Linked DNA regions of Mus musculus: region 2 is linked to region 1. A link is a loop called in an ENCODE intact Hi-C map of the cell type or tissue named here. Cell type or tissue: left cerebral cortex. All regions are shown on one strand. Each heading gives the region's core, and the rest is flanking DNA. Links, peaks and the distances in the headings are about the cores only.

The links. Peaks named below come from ENCODE experiments on the same cell type or tissue, not always from the same donor. Only the 100,000 strongest peaks of a DNase experiment are listed, where the experiment ranks them.
Region 2: a loop joins it to region 1, with 2.0 times the contacts of the local background. A loop is called at or near these places in 4 of 42 quality-filtered maps.

What each region holds. Positions count from the first base shown.
Region 1 is chr8:123,904,795-123,913,123 of GRCm38, reverse strand. It overlaps Nup133 (nucleoporin 133), which reads left to right. Exons shown (of 26, transcript NM_172288.2): 20 at 1,217-1,375; 21 at 3,105-3,240; 22 at 5,250-5,368; 23 at 6,830-6,910. Among named protein-coding and RNA genes, the nearest start is that of Gm29773, 14 kb to the right of the region's middle. In left cerebral cortex, for the core only: CTCF peaks have their summits at 833 (motif pointing right) and 4,081 (motif pointing right); DNase peaks (open chromatin) are centred at 691 and 5,293; H3K27ac peaks cover 986 bases.
Region 2 is chr8:123,831,377-123,839,705 of GRCm38, reverse strand. Rab4a (RAB4A, member RAS oncogene family) reads right to left here. Exons shown (of 8, transcript NM_009003.3): 6 at 6,808-6,903; 7 at 5,559-5,691; 8 at 4,415-5,012. The coding sequence ends at 5,576. It overlaps Gm51601 (a long non-coding RNA gene), which reads left to right and starts at 5,647. Exons shown (of 2, transcript XR_003947608.1): 1 at 5,647-5,736. In left cerebral cortex, for the core only: CTCF peaks have their summits at 4,044 (motif pointing left) and 6,752 (motif pointing right); DNase peaks (open chromatin) are centred at 3,163, 4,042 and 6,835; H3K27ac peaks cover 1,394 bases.

The DNA of each region.
Region 1 (8,329 bases), core at 51-8,050:
CTATTAAGGACTTTTGTATAAAATTGAGAACATGGGCTATAAGTAGCTGTCAGTGGCTTGAGGAAGAAGACAGGTTTTGTTTTCCAACTAAGGTCTCCCGTCTGCCCTTGACCTCCACCGAAATCCACCCGTCCCTCCCTCTGTGACCTGCTGGGATTAGACCACAAGCCCAGCTGAAAACAGGTGGTTGTTTGTTTGTTTGTTTGTTTCTCTCTGTAACTCTGGAGATCCATCCAATTCTGCCTCCTGAGTGCTGGGATTAAAGGCGTGCACCACCACCACACACCTGGCTGAGAACAGGTTTTAACGTCACTGAGTCCCAGTGCTGCCTTTTGGCGGCGTGCTGCGTGCTCATAAGGAGTTTGTGTCAGTCCTGCAGTCATCAGCACTGAGGCCGCTGCTCTGCGTTCCTCTTTGGTTGTTTTCTTTGACGTCTGTGAGTGTTGTGCCTGCCCATGTGTATATGTGCAGCATGTGCATTCCCGATGCCTGTGAAGGTCAGAAGAAGCCACAGATCCCAGGAACTGTAGCTGCTGCTAGCTGTTAGCCATCGTGTAGGTTCTGGGATCTGAACCAGGTCCTCTGGGAGAGCAGCAAGTACTCTTCACTGCTGAGTCACCTCTCCAACCCTCACACCAGTGCTTCTCAGTAGGTTTGCCAAGAGATGGCTGGATTGAGGCGTAGGAGTGCACTGTCCATAACTGTATGGAACATATGTTTGGTTTTGCTTTGCTTTTTAATTAAATGCATATGGATGTTCTGCCTGCATGTATGTCTAGACACCACACGCATGCCTGGAAGAAGCCAGAAGAGGGTGTTGGATCACCAGGAACTGGATTAAATATAGTTGTGAGCCACCGTGTAGGCCCTGGAAATTGAACTTGGGTCCTCTGTAAGGGCAGCCAGTGGTTTAAATGCTGAACTGTCTCTGCAGCCCCAACACTTGTATTTTGTCAATACAGGAATTACTTGCTAAAAGATTCTGTTTGGGGAACTGCAAGGTGGCTTAGCACCTGCTGACCTGAGTCAGATTCTAGAGCCTCCGTGGTGGGAAGAGAGGAAAGAGAGTCACTTCCCAAGGTGTCCCCTGCCCCCATGCATGCCATTGGCACATGTGGGCACAGTCACACACACAAGCAAGTGGAGGCATTGAGTAGTTTATATTTTTAAAGCTGTTTTACTAACTATTGATACATTCTTGGTCTATTCTTTGTAGAATTTTTCAGATTTTCTCTTTCGTTGGTACCTGGAAAAAGGAAAGCGGGGAAAATTGCTGTCTCAGCCCATTTCTCAGCATGGACAGTTGGCAAATTTTTTGCAAGCCCATGAGCATCTCAGCTGGTTACATGAAATTAATAGTCAGGAGTTAGAGAAGGTAAGATGGTTTGCTTACGAGAAGCAGCTGGTTAATTAATCTGTTTTAACAATTCAAGTATTGCTTATAGCCATACAGCTGACAAACAGTCAGTGTCTAGACGTTTCTCACTGGAGACGAGATCTCTATTGTGTAGCCCTAGCTAATCTAGAACTGTTGTTGTAGACCACACTGGCCTCAAAGTCACAGAGGCCTGATTCATCTACCTTGTGAGTACCGGGATTAAAAGCATCTACCACCACACCTGATTTAAAATTCTATTACATCGTTTTTGTATGTGTGCATATGCAAGAGCACTGTCAGGAGGGGGTCAGAAAGCAACTTCAAGATAGTTCTTTTCACCGTCGGTTCTAGGGATTAAACTCAGGTCTGTCTTGGAGCCAAGTCTGTTATCTAATGAGCCATCTCTGAAATATAAGTTCTTATGGTATAGATATGTTAGTCTTCTTTATCTTTTCATATTGTATGTATATGTTTAAACTTCATCTTGCATTCCATGAATATATATATAGTTACAAAACATCAATTTACAATAGACTTTTTAAATTTAATTTAAAACATGCTATTAATGGGTTGTCAACACATATACTTCAGTCTTAATTTGCTTTCTGTTGCAGTGATAAACACTGTGACCAAGAACAACGTAGGGAAGGAAAGGTTTATTTGGCACACATCCTAATCACAGTGACCACTGAAGGAGGTTGGGACAGGAGCAGAGGCAGGAGCCGTGGAGGAGCTGCTCGCTTGCTTGTCTTCAGTCTCACACTCACCTTGTTATATAGCCCAGGCCCATGTGCCTGGGATAACACCACCCGTTGAGGGCCTCCTACGTCAGTTAGCAGAGAAAATGTCCAAACAGACAGCCCACAGGCCAGTGAGATTTTGTCTTCCCAGTTATGTCTAGGTTTGTGTCCAGTTGACAGAAACTCACCAGCATGCCTCCTGTTCTCTTTCATCATTGGAGAGAGATATTTTATTATATAAAATCATTAGTTTTTTCTTGCTAATGACTTCTAATAAAAATTCAAATCATGGGGTCTGTGGAGATGACTCAGTCAGTAAAGTGCTTGCTGTACAAACAGAAGGGTCTTAGTTATCCTGAGAACCCTTGTAAAAAGCCAGACCCACAGTGCACACACAAGGTTTCAGTACTGAAAAGGCAGAGATAGGTAGATCCCCAGCTCACTGGGCAGCCAGCCTGTGTCCATGAGCACTAAGTTTGGTGAGAGATCCTGTCTCATAAAAGAAGCTGGGGGCAGGAGAGATAACTCAGAGGTTGAGAGCACTGACTGCTCTTCCAGAGGTCCTGAGTTCAATTCCCAGCAACCACATGGTGGCTAAATACCAATCTATAATGAGATCTGGTGCCCACTTCTGGCATGCAGGCACAACTCTGTGTACATAATAGATAAATCTTTTAGAAGAAGAAGCTGGAGAGTGACCAATAAAGACACCAGACACCTCTGAGCTGAATGCACACAAACGAGCACATACACAAAACTCACATTAGGCGTAAAATGGTGCATATTAAAGTGTGCTGGTGCCAGGGTGCCGAGTGAGCACACAGTTGGAATGGAGCGCCTGTTTTCTAAGTCTCCCTTCTCATGCTTGCCCTGTCAGCTTGAGAGCTCACGGTGTGTTGCTAGTGCTTTGACATTGATCTCAGCTCGGTTTGTTGCTCACCACTATGTCTTCCTTTCAGACAGCGTCCTTGTTTTGTTTTTCGTAGGCTCATACAACACTGCTAGGTTTGGCAAATATGGAAACTCGTTACTTTGCAAAGAAAAAAACCCTTCTTGGCTTGAGTAAACTGGCAGCTTTAGCTTCAGACATTTCAGAGGACAGGCTGCAAGAGAAGATTGAAGGTAAGGGGTCCGAATGAAAAGGCACGTGAGTCAGTTGCACTGTGTCTGTCTGGAGTCGCTCCATTTCAGTAGGATGCTGCTGCCTGTCTTACTGACTGCCCATACTTTACCATTCAGTCATGAACTTGGAGTCGTTAGCCCATCATTCTGCTGAGTAGGTGGAAACGAGAACATCCTGGGGCTTGCTGGCCCCATTAGTGCCAGTCTGGCCACATGAGTGAGCTCTGGTAAATAAGGTGGAGGTCAATTGAAGAAGGCATCCATGTCAGCCTCTGGCTTCTTTCTACACTTGCAAAAGCTAAGCCATTGAGTTGAGGGTTGATGAAAAGATAATTCTGTGTTTTTCCGTCAGGTACACAGACCTCTCAGCTAAGACAGGCCCATGTTTCACACTTTTGAAGTGCTGTGACATGTTCACGTCGTCAGCTCACATGTCCTTTAGCCAGTGCTTAGCCTGCCCCTGCATCTCTTCACAGGGGAGCAAGACACTGTGCACACGCCAGCCTGCACCCTTCAGTTGTTAGTACTGGGAAGACAGAAGGGTCACCCCCTCAGCCAAACCACTGTGGGGAGGATTTTGGGAAGACCTAGGAAATTTAAACTTTTTTTTTCCTTGAAATAGGGTCTCACTATGAAGCCCAGGCTGCCCCCCCACCAATGCTGTGAATGAACAGATTTAATATTAGATGATGTTGCAATAGGCTTGTTAATTTCTGAAGGCTGGGTAATGCTGTTTGTGATTAAATGCCCTTTTTCACCTGTGTTTTGGTTTTTGTTTGTTTTTTTCTTTAATATTTGTATATGAATATACTGTCACTCTCTTCAGACACACCAGAAGAGGGCACCAGATCCCAGTACAGATGAGATGGTTGTGAGCCACCATGTGGTTGCTGGGAATTGAACTTAGGACCTCTGGAAGTGCAGCCAGTGCTCTTAACCGCTAAGCCATCTCTCCAACCTTGGTTTTGTTTTGTGTTTTTGTTTTGTTTTGTTTTGTTTTTGAGACAAGGTTTTTCTGTGTAGGTCTGGCTATCCTGGAACTCACTCCAGACTAGGCTGGCCTTGAACTCAGAGATCTTCCTGCCTCTGCTTCCCTAGTTCTGGAATTAAACTATGTCCTTATTCTTAGGAATACCTCCTGAAGTTAGAAATTAAATGTCATGAAGCCTGCAGCCTCCCTGTGATAGAAAAGGGGGAGGGGTAGAAATGGAGGAGGAAAGCCAGGCCTGGTGGTTGTGCCTGCCTGTGACCCCTGCACCTTCGAGGCTAAAGCGGAAGAACAGAAGTTTTAAGGCCAATCCTGGCTACATAGGAAACTGAAGGCCAGCCTGGGCTATGTGAGGTCCTGGCTCAAAAAAAAAAAAAGTTGTTTATGAAAACTCCTGTAATCCCACTAGGAGGTAGAACCTGGCAAATCTCAGTCTCAAAAATTAATTTTAGTGTATGAGTAATTTCTGTGGAAAGTTTGAGTTGTGGGGAAGGGGTGGGGTCGATTGGAGGTTTCCACCTGCTGAAGGAACTCCTGTGATTTTGGGTTGGTTCTGCTGGCTGGAAGTCTGTGGAACATTGCTGCTATGGGTGGGCATGCTGTGCTTTAGCCTGTCGGTTGTGACCACTGTGGTGGGCTTAGAGCAGTGCGGAGGACAGGGCTAGGACCCATCCACTGAGTGTTCTTACCTGTTAATGCAAGGGCATGTGGCTTTCTGATATGACTTGGTTTCTGGATAACACTGCCGTACTCTTTCACTGAGCTGCCCTCAGGTGGGACTTGTAGAGGGCACTCACCTCCTGAAGTAGCTTTCTTTCTTGGCAGATACTTTCTGCTGCTGTGGTCTTGGATCAAACAGTAAATCTGTTGTCAGCAATGAAGAATAAGCAGTTAGAGGCATAACATCTGGAGATTTGGGTAGCAGTGACTTGCCTTTAGAGCTGTTTAGAGCTGGTTGGCTTCAATTTGCATTTTAATGATGATGGCAGAAGTGAAATCCCTTTGTGTCCTTGATCACCAGCCATGGCTGAGCAAGAGCGCTTCCTGCTACACCAGGAGACCCTGCCAGAGCAGCTGCTGACCGAGAGACAGCTGAGTCTTAGTGCAATGCCTGTGTTGACCGCACCACAACTCATCAGTGTAAGTGTCATAGATGTCACAGCCGTGTCCTGTGTCCTCACCCAGAACAGCTTGCCTTTGCTAGGTCATACTCCGGAGCTCCCAGCAGCGTCTTCCCTTCTCTCACCTGCCAGAGACATTTCCCCTAGAAAAGATGTTAGGAGCAGGAAGAATTAGCAAGACGCAGCAGAGTAGGATGCATTCTGTGAGGTGACCGCTCCTAGGTGATACTTTGTCGTCTCTCGTTAGCCAGAAGCACAGACTGCAGTACTGCACTGTTTCCTGGCAACAGTGATCCAGCCACGGCCAGAGCACCTCGGATTCATCAGATGAGAAGCTGGTGCTGTGCACTCTGCCTTCCCCCTCCTCTTCCCATTTCTCCCCAGTCTGCTCTGATTGCAGTTAAAGGAAAGCAGACAGTCCAGGACCTGTTAGAGTGTAGAGGCCCTGGTTAGCAACAGCTCCTGAATGGTGCACTCTCCTGAGAGGGCATCTGGTTGAGACATCTAAGATGTAGGCTGTATGTGCCGTTATTTCATGGAAAGTGTGATGCCAGGCTTGCTCAGACACCTTAGACTCTCCAGTTTCTAAGGTGGAGGAGGCAAAGGGATTTTGCAAAACATTATAGATTTAAGCCCCCATGGTAGCAAAAACTAGGAAATTACTAAAGAATTATATATAGTTTTTATAAATGAAATTTGTCTTATGACATAATGCTAGCAGAAGGAGATAGGAAAAACTCATATTGGTAATTTGAATCAAAAAAGTTTTTTATTTTTGTTTTTTTTACATTTGTTTTGTTTTGTTTTTCAAGATTGGGGTTTCTCTGTGCAGTTCTGGCTATCCTCGAACTTACTTTGTAGACAAGGCTGGCCTCGAATTTGGAGACCTACCTGCCTCTGCCTCCTGAGTGCTGAGATTAAGGGTGTGTACCACCACCAATATTAAAAAAAAAGTTTTTGACTAAAAGATGGCAGGATTTTGAGTCACGTGTATAGTAATCTGTAACGCACAGAGAGACTAGCTCTCACGGGTGTTTGTTCACTTCTACAGCGTCAAGCACTAGAACCCAGGGCCTCATATGCTAGGCAGGTGCTTACCACAAACCAGTGGAGGGCTAGGTTGGAGCTTTTAAAGCCATTTGAAAGAGAAGCATTCCAAAAGCCAGACGCTGAGCTGTGAGCTCCGGCAGGAATTTGTGTCAAAGCCTGTACATGAAAACCTACTGGAAAGCTTGTGCTATATTCTTGATCTGAGAATGTAAAATTTTCCGAATTTTTTGAAAATATATGTGTATTGCATTATACCAATTAACTTTTGGCTTAGAATATCCATTGTTAGACAATTTTCTATAGACAGAATATAGCTCCCAAATGTGACATTGTTCTTGGCTACAAAAATACATTTAGATTATGTGAAAGAGAATAATGACTTATTTTCTCCTTAAAATGTTGTGAGTAATCTGCCTTGGACTTGTTACAGCTGTATATCTGTGACGAAAACAGAAGAGCCAATGAGTATGATTTCAAGAAAGCCTTGGACTTACTGGAGTACATTGATGAGGTAAGAAATCGTTGTAGCTGGGCAGAGTGGCACATGCCTTTAATCTCAGCACTCTATGGGCAGAGGCAGCTGGATCTTTGAGTTCAAGGCCAGCCTGGTCTACAGAGTGATTTCCAGGACAGGCAGAACTACATAGCAACACCCTGTCTTGAAAAACTGAAAAAAGAAAAAAGTTAAAAAGAGAGAGAAAACACACTGTCTCAGGCATCTGCGTAGGTAATAAAAAGATGCCCTCATGGAAAGAGTTATCTTTGGGTAAGAGCCTAAAGTTATTTATGAAGGCAGTCATCCATCCAGACTGTTATAAGACCTGACTGACAGGAAACACCACATTTCCAGTTGGCTTTTCCTGTACAAGTGGAAAAAAATTAGGGATGGGTTATTTATGTGTTTGTGTGTGGAGGGCAACTTGCCAGAGTTCTGTCTTCCTTACCAGGAGCAAATTCAGGCCATTTGGTTTTGTTGCAAGTACCTTACCTGCTGAGCACTGGTCTTCAAAACAAACTTCATTGTGGGTGCTGGAAGCCAAATCCCATTCTTTTGTAAGAGCCGAAAGTACTGTTGATTGCTGGGTCATCCCTCCAGCCTATTTTAAGATTTGGGGGGGTTTTGAGGTTTTTGTTTTGTTTTTGAGGTAGGGTATTGGTATAATAGAAACCCTCTTACTTAAGTCTCCCACCTCCCAACTGCTGAGCTCACAGGTGTTGCACAGCCCCCATGGCTGGCTATATAGCCATCTTGTTTTTTATCCTATGTGCATTCATGTTTGTGTATGCATGTACATCTGTGCACTTGGGTACAGAGGTCAGAGGTCAACCTTGAGTGCCATCCTCAGCAGCACCGTCCACACTCATCCTTTGGGACAAGACGTTTGTTTGCCTGGAGCTCATCAACTGAACTAGACTGGCCGGCCAGTGAGACCCAGGGATCCTCCTTTCTCTCCCTCCCTGGCAGGACTACAGATGCCCCCTCACACTGGGGCCAGGTCCTCACACGTAAAGCAACACTTGACTCTAGGTTTCCCTGCCTCACCCTTTGTCATCTTAACCTCTGAGAGTTCCTGTGAACTCAGTGATCGGAAACCAGCACAGACGTCAGCAGAGCTGGCTTCAGAGACAGGGTGAAGCCAGCTGGAGAGTCATAGGTTCTTTACACACCCACGTGGCAGGCAGCTCACAACTCTCTGTAATTCCAGTTTCAAGAGATCCTGTGCCCTCTTCCTTGGGCATCATGCACACATATAGTACATTTATATACATAGAAGCAAAATACTCATAAACATTAATAAAGTTTATAAATGGCAATGGTTATGAATTAATGTAGAACTACAGTGTTAATTAGGGGTTACTGTTAATAATTGTTAATTAAGGGTCAGTATAATTAAAATTTTAATGTACATTTTATTTTTAAAGCCAAATT
Region 2 (8,329 bases), core at 100-8,099, 73 kb after region 1:
CTGTGCTAACCTCACAAGAGCGAGACTAAATGGCAAGAGAGGAGAGCGAGCAAGGGTGAGATAGGTGTTTGCTTGGCACGCAGGAGGCATTGGGGTCTCCACATGGCAGGAGACAAAGCAGCGATAAAAACATCTTTAAAAGACTTTGCAAATGGAACAGGACTTCCTGACACAGAGGACACCGGAAATATTAATTGGAGAGGAGCAAGCAGGAGGCCCAGTGCAGGCGAGGGTGAGAGTTTGCTTTCCTGGTAAGTTAACTCCTCAAGAAAACCAGGATAGCTGCATGATCTACTTTCTGGATTAAGCCAGTGCTGTCCCATGGCCAATTCTGCAGTTCCTGACCCAGGTAAGGTCTTTGTGGGTCATTTCAAAATACTTGCATGTGAATTTGAAATGGATTTGGGTTGGGGGGCGGTGTCTTTCTTATGTAGCCCTGACTGTCCCGGAACTCACTATGTAGATTCATTTACCTCTCAAGTGTATCCGCCACCATAGTAGATGGTGATGATGATGGTCCTCCTCCTCCTCCTCCTCCTCCTGAGACAGGGTTTCACGTAGCCCAGACTAGCTTTGGAACTAAATGGGCAAGGATAACCTTGAACTTTCTGCACTTCCTGTCTCTACCTCTGAACTGCTGGGATAACAGGTGTGTGCCACCTAGTTACTGCAGCTCTGGGGATGCAAGAACCCAGGGCTTCATGCATGTGAGGTGGTTACTCTGCCAATTGAATTCTATACCCAGCCCTCAAAACAGGCTTTAGATTGGCAGAACTACATTTTTTTTTCTGCTACCCACTTCTACAGAGGAGGTGAGTTAGTGGTTTATTAAGGTCTGTGTGCTGGCCCACCCATCATTTATCTTTATAGACATCTTCTCTCTTTATCCAGGTTTGTACAAGACACAGTTACATCAGACATAGGACTCATATCACGAGATGGATGTTCAGCTCCTGGGACAATCCCTGCTAGGCCTCTCGAATATGATCACGCGCAGCACCCAAGTCAGCACCATGGACAGCATCCCGGGACCGCAGTAATTATGGACCTTTAAACACCTTTGTAGAAAAATCTGATCGGTGGGAACGTACAAGAGCTTTTAAGTAACTGAGAGTATCTGAAGATTTTTTTTAAAAAAATCTCTACAAGAAGCAGGTTTTTTCGTTTGCTTTGCTTGTTTTGTTTTGTTTTGGTCTATGCATTTTTTTGTTGTTGTTTTTGTTTTTGTTTTTCGAGACAGGGTTTCTCTGTGTAGCCCTGGCTGTCCTGGAACTCATTTTGTAGACCAGGCTGGCCTCAAACTCAGAAATCCACCTGCCTCTGCCTCCTGAGTGCTGGGATTAAAGGCATGCGCCACCACGCCCGGCTTGGTCTATGCATTTTTAACTCCATGGACCTTTGGTGGGGGTCTTTAGGCAGTGGGAGTTGGTGGGTGTCCCACGGGATGGAAGCTGGAAGTTGTCAGCACTCATTTCTGCAGTATATCCTGCATCCTGGATTCCTTTCCTTTCCTTTCCTTTCCTTTCCTTTCCTTTCCTGTTCTTTCCTCCCTCCCTCCCTCCCTCCTCTCCTGAGACAGGGTTTCTCTGTATAGTCCTGGCTGTCCTGGAACTCACTCTATAGACCAGGCTGACCTCAGACTTAGAAATTTGCCTGCCTCTGCCTCCCAAGTGCTGAGATTAAAGGCACCTGGCAAAGATTTATTTATTTATTTTATGTAAATGAGTACATTGTTGCTAATCTTCAGACACACCAGAAGAGGGCATCTGATTCCATTATAGATGGATATAAACCACCATGTGGGTGCTGGGAATTGAACTCAGGACCCCTGGAAGAACAGTCAGTTCTCTTAACCTCTGAGAGATCTCTCCAGCTCCTGGGTTTCTTAAATAGTAACAAAATTGCATTGAGGGAAAGTTTCCACTGTTGCGCTAAGCTTATTTCCAGGGCCACCCGCACTTCAGGATACTGAGACAGCCTCTGCTTCCTCTTCAGAGCTGCTGCTCACTTGGGTCACCTGGCCATAGCTAGCATATCAAAGGAAACTAAGCCTCAGTGAGCCTCAAGGCCATGCCACTCGGTGTCTGAATGGGGAGACTCAAGAGGAAAGAGCAAATACAGTGCAGGCATCCAAGTAGCTCTAGTGAGCGATGGAAATGCTCTCAACGCCTAGACTGAATGGTCAGTAAGGAGACGGATGTCATAAAGAGCCATGTAAATGGGATGTTGCTGTACATCTTATTCCCAGAATGGGGGAGGCAGAGACAGGAACATTTTTGTGAGTTTGAAGTCAGCTTGGGTCCATCAGGGTTACAGAGCAAGCCTTTACCATCAAACATGATCCCTAAATGGAAACAAACTAAGCGAGCACAGCTGGATAGACACAGTGGTGGAATGGAAGAGAGATACTCACCAGTGTAGCAACAAGAGAGAAACTGAAGAAAGAGTCTCAAGGGGACCCGTGATATGGAAGGTGACCAAAACAGTGAAGGCATTAAAAGGCTCAGAATGAATGACATCTGGAAACTCCTGCTCTGATGAAAGTAGTTGAGCGAACCATACGTGGGAAAGACCCAAAGAAATGCTCTGAGCCACGCCCCCCCCGCCCCCCCCCCCCCCCCGTGATCCTGGGGGAAGCAGAGGCAGGATTTGGGTTAGAGGCCACATTAGGACACATTGTCATCAAACTGCCCAGAACGAAAAAGACAGCATGAGGTGCTCAAAGAAAACCCACACCCTTCTTTGACAATCTGAATGATGGCAAATTCTTCATAGAGACCAGAGAATGTGGATCATTAGTGGGGAAAAAAAGTCAGCTGGGAATTCCTTATCTAGAGTTGGTCATATTGGCACACACCATAATCCCAGCATAAGGAGGCTGAGGCAGGATTATCTTGAGTGTGGAGCCAGCCTGGGCTAGAGTAAGACCCTCTCTTAAAGGGGAGGGGGGAACTCTGAAAAGACTAAAATGATTCAAAAATTTTACAGTGAGATATTTAATACTAAAAATGTTTTACCTAAAAGAGAGCAGGTTCAGAGAGGCTGAACAGCATTAAAAAAGAATGCAAACCAAAACAAACATATCAGTGTATACCATGTCTTGGTGTTTCCATGCCAACCACACTGCAAAGCTGCCAAGACTTCCCGGGACCCATCTGACTCTGCAGAACATGTGAGCGTCCCACCCACGGACTGATGCAGGTAACGGAAGGTGTCCTAGCAGCTACTGTATTGGGACGGAGGCAGAGGCTGAGGCTGTGTGGCCAGGTCCAGCTGGGGCGTCTTATGGGTCAGCTACAGATAGGGAGGACTGAGGAGTTCAGAGTAAGCTGGAGGCTTGCACCTCCCATGAGCACTAGAGATGACAGGTGAGGATCAGCCACAATGCAGGAGATCCCAGTGACCACCATGTGCCAATGGGCAGAGGCTGCTTCCCCCAGCCAGAGCCGTGCAAGCCCTTCCGGGACACAGCATTACTGAGACAGCAGTCCTAGTGTATAAACAGACCTGGCCAGCCAAAGCAAGTGAGATCATGCATTATATTCTACTGTGAAGTTGGTGACAGAAGACCAGAGCTGAGGTGGACACTAAGTAGCATATTCATAAATTGCCAACCAGAAATCTCAAAATTGGACAACGTTTTAAATAGAAGAGAGCAGAATAGGATAGCAATGAAGTTTCGGCATATTAAAATGTGCACAAAGCAGTGCTCAGGAGACACTGTTTGTTGGGGAAAAAAGCTTTGCCTGGTGTGGCGGCACAGGCCTTTACTCCCAGAACTCATAAGGCAGAGGCAGGTGGATTTTGTGAGTTTGAGATCATCCCGGTCTACACAGCAAGTTCCAGGGCTACATAGTGAGACCCTGCCTGAAAACAGAAGCGGGTCGACTTGATAGTTGTATGCAGTAAGGCATTTACGTATTCAGGAAGAGCTACAAAGATATTTTGTGAGATTCACCTCTTATGAGGTACCCACCCCATACACCGTACTCCAGTCTCTTAAGCTCAAGCTGGTCTTGAACTCATGAGCGCCCTCTGCTGTCTCAGTTCACTGAGTGCAGGGATTATAGGTGTGCTATCAGCACGTCTGACCTAGGTGTGACCGTAGGTGTGTGGTATGGAGGTGTTTGCTGGAGACCAAGCCCGGGGCCTTGCACATGCAAACCAAAGCACTTTAGCCTTGGCCAGGATTTCTTAATAAGCAATATCCTTTGTCCTAGAGGTAGTGAGTTTCCTGAAAATGACCACGAAACAACGACCCATGCGAAGAGGTGGCGGTCGATGCCCCTACACTGAGCTTCAGGAAAAGCATTGCGGTCAACAGTGTGTCTTCTGGCCGGGAGACGGTGAGGGTGGCGTGGAAGCCGAGCAGCCTGGGCAGGCTCACGCGACTGCACAGAGCAGGACAGTGTACTGTGCGTGAGAAACTCCGTTCCACTTTATTTCCAGGTGTTAATGAGTCCTGTGGGTTTAGCATTTCAGGTGTGGATCACAGAAACAGTGTAAAAGGGGTGGGGGGAGAGGGATTAAATAAGAAACGCACTGGCTGTTCACACCAGAGTCCTTTCATACCGGGTCATACGCATAACCAACACAAGGAGGAAAGCACGCTCACGTTCATGACTGCATCTCCTGGGAGTTAACCAACGCGCAATGAGAAAAGCACGCTCTCTCACATTCACAACTGCATTTCCTGGGAGTTTAAAAAGAAAGCTCACTGAGTGCAGGGTTCTGTCATGTCACACCGGCTCTGTGCTGTGGGAACGTGCTGTGGGCAGCACAAGCTGGATTTAACAGAACGTGAAGGGTACGTGTGGGGCAGGGGTCTGCATACATGTGGCATCTAAAGGTACTGTCCGCTGAGTTAGTTCGCAGAATGGCTGCTGAGCCCCGGCTGCCAGCGTACACCGTTCCCCAGGAAGATCTACTTCTGTGCCGAGTAGAAAAGATGGTAGTAAAAACTCCAGCCTCTTCAGGCTCCGGCGGCTGTACTCCAGGACCCACCGCTGAACCTGAGAACCGTTAAGCGTGATTCAGATACTCCTGTGCTTGTAAAGACCAAACGGCTCAGAGCCCGGCAGACCTGACTGCATCAACACTGGCTCACACTGCTCGCCAGCCTGTGAGCTGGGCATGGGGACCTGGAATCCCAGGGCTTGGGAGGGAGGCTGAGGCAGGAGGATTGTCCTAAGGTAGGGGCCCAGGTGGGCTGGAGAGTGAGTTCCTGCCTCAACTTCCCCAACAAAAATGTCCACTATGGTAAATGGGAGAGGGCGCTACTGAAAGTTTAGCGGAGAGCTTGCTAGTTCTGGAGATGCTCCGGTTAGGTCGAGTGCACTCCGTGGTTTGAGTGAAGAATGGCTACAGCACGACCACTGGGCTCTCCCTGTCAGCCCGGTCTTTGCTTCTGAATGGTTGGGGGAGGAGCTCCTGCAGGGCCAGTCCTGTGGGGATGACCTCTGACTATTCCTAAGGGCCTCTCCTCCCCTCCTCTTCACCTCCTACTGCAGTTTTACAGCCCCTCCTTCCTGCCAGGATGCAGGGCCCCCAACATCCACCTGTGTCACTGGGGCGCCTAGCAGCCACACTCCTGTGCACTTGGAGCCTGTGTACGCCGAGGTGACCGCAGCTGTCTCAGGGCAGCGTCTCCATACTGGATGCCAGAGCCCATCCTCTCGGGGTCCAGTTCACCTGAGGACCAGGAAAATGCCTGTGACTCTGTGTTCCCCACACACGGTAAGTAAAGGGCAAAGTGTGATGTCCCATGCATTTGTGTCTTCATTGTGGAGAGCAAAAATATATCTACTAACAATATTTTTTGTTTTTTGAAACAGGGACTCACTATTTAGCTTTGGCTTACTATGTGGGCCAGACTGGCCTTGAGTATAGAGATTTATCTGTCTCTGCCTCCCTAATGCTGGGACCAAAGGTGTGCGCCACCACACTGGGCTGGAAAAGAAATGCCTTAGTTTTAAAATGTGTGTAACACATGTGCACAGGTGTGTAACACGTGTGTAGGTGTGTAACACATGGATGCCAGAGCTCAACATGCATGCTTTCTACCTGTTTTGAGACATGGGTTCTCTGAGACCTGGGGTTCAATAACTTGGCAACACAGCCTGGCGAGTGAGCCTCAGGGGTCTTCCTGACTCTGCCTTACCAGTGCCTCGATTACTAGCATGTACTATCACACCCAGATTATTACACGGGTGCTAGGGATCAAACTCAGGTCCTCACATTTATATGCTATCACCCCAGTGCCTACAAGAATGAAGTATTCATTCAAGTACAGGGCATGAAACATTCCTAGTGACTTCAGGGGCTTCTGGAGTTTTCAAGATTTATTTAAAATGTGTGTATGCACACCTGTGTGCAGGAGCCCAAGATGGCCACGAGAGGGCATTCATTGGATCTCTTGGAATTAGAGACGGTTATGAGCTATCCAGTATAGGTGCTAGGAACGGAACGGAATTTGGATCCTCCGCACGAAAAATGTGTGCTTTCTGAGCCTGAGTTTTCGATGTTTGAGTGGAATCATGTAACAGTATTATGCATAAAAAAATGAACTTAAAACTAAGCAACAGCAATAGCAATGTTCACTTACTAGTGTGTAACAACTCAAGTTGATAGCACCCAGCGCACACCTGCCCCTGACCAGGGACTCCTGGGAGCTTGCTTCTCTCAGGTAAGCATGACTGACTTGCTATATAGCAGAGCTTTACTACAGCCTTGCTCATCACAGCCAGCAGGGGGCACTGGTGAGCTACAGGGCAAAACCCACAGATGAGGCCAGGGAAAGGCTGGTACCTGATTCAATTTTGTTAAGTATTTTCCTTGCACACTGCATGAAAGCCTCTTCGACGTTCTCGCCAGTCAGTGCACTGGTTTCCAGGAACATCAGCTCTACAAATGGTATCAAAGAAGAGAGGGAGCCACATTTAGCAGAGTGAGAGAGAGTGATCTTTAAAATCTCAGTGCAGATTCTCATTCTAGGAGGGAGTGCATGCTATGGTGTGGGCGCAGTGGTCAGAGGACAGTTTGTAGGTCAGACTTTTCTTCCTTCCGCTATGTGGGCCACAGGGATGAAATTGATGTCCTCGGGCTTGGAGGCAAGTGTCTTTGTCCTCTAAGCCATCTTGCTGGCCCAATGACAGTGACTTTTAAGTGCTGACAAGCCTGTTCAGGATTCTCATGTAGAAACATGCAAAATCCAGTACCTAAACCTTCTCTTTCTGTAAATGTAAAATTAATACACATAAATATATATTTTTGTTGTCTGTTTTTATGAGATAAGGTTACATGTAGCTGAGGTTGGTCTTAAACTTTTGGCTCTCTTGACCATGCCTCCCAAGTGCTGGGATCACAGGGTATTGGTCCGGGTGTGTTGATGTGCTCAGTTATGGGAGCCCAACCCTTTCTGAAGAATAGCCATTGTTGTGCCCTGACCCCCGAGCTGACAGGATGAAGGCAGCACACTGTGGCAGTTACTACGCCAGTTGGGGCTGTTTGGCTAAAATCATGACTTGGAGCCAAACTTTCTTCTCCAAGTGATCTACGTGCTGACAAATCACTGCACTACACAGCACATGAGCAGGACCCATGTCCATCCCAGCCAGCCACAGCCCCACTGTCCAAGAAAAGCCATCCCCGCCCACAGCTTCTAATTTATATTCAGTTTAAAAATGTGTACATTTGGGCATCCTAGATAATTTTTACTAATTTGGCTCTCCTCTAATCGTTAATACTAATGATCATTAATAATAATTGGGGAGGTTTTGTAGTCCCACTTGATTTATTTTTATTAGTTTTTCATGAATGTTTTGCCTGAATGGATGTTTAAGCACCACATGGATACCTGGTGCCCAACGTGGTGGTTAAGTTGAGAATCGAACTTGAGTCCTTTGTAAGAACAAGTGCTCTCACCCACTGATCCGGCTCTCTAGCCCTGCTGTATTACTTAGACTCATGTTCCTTTATCTCCAGAGCAGGGGAAAGCAGGGGAAAGCCTGCTGGCAGGTACATCACAGCTATAAGCCTGTACTAACAGGTCTGTACTAATGGAGGGTTTTCCTGATCATTCTAAACACCTCCTGCTTTCTAAATAGCTCTAAAATGCCAGGGATGGGGGAGCAGGGGAGGCAGGGTGGAGGTTGGATGACGGTACACACCTTTAATCCCAGCACTCAGGAGGCAGGTGGATGTCTGTGAGTTCAAGACCAGCCTGGTCTAGAGAGTGAGTTCCAGGACAGCCAGGGCTATACAGAGAACCATACAAACAGCTAATCCTAAAACAATGGTTCTCAACCTGTGGGTCCTGACCCTAGGGGTT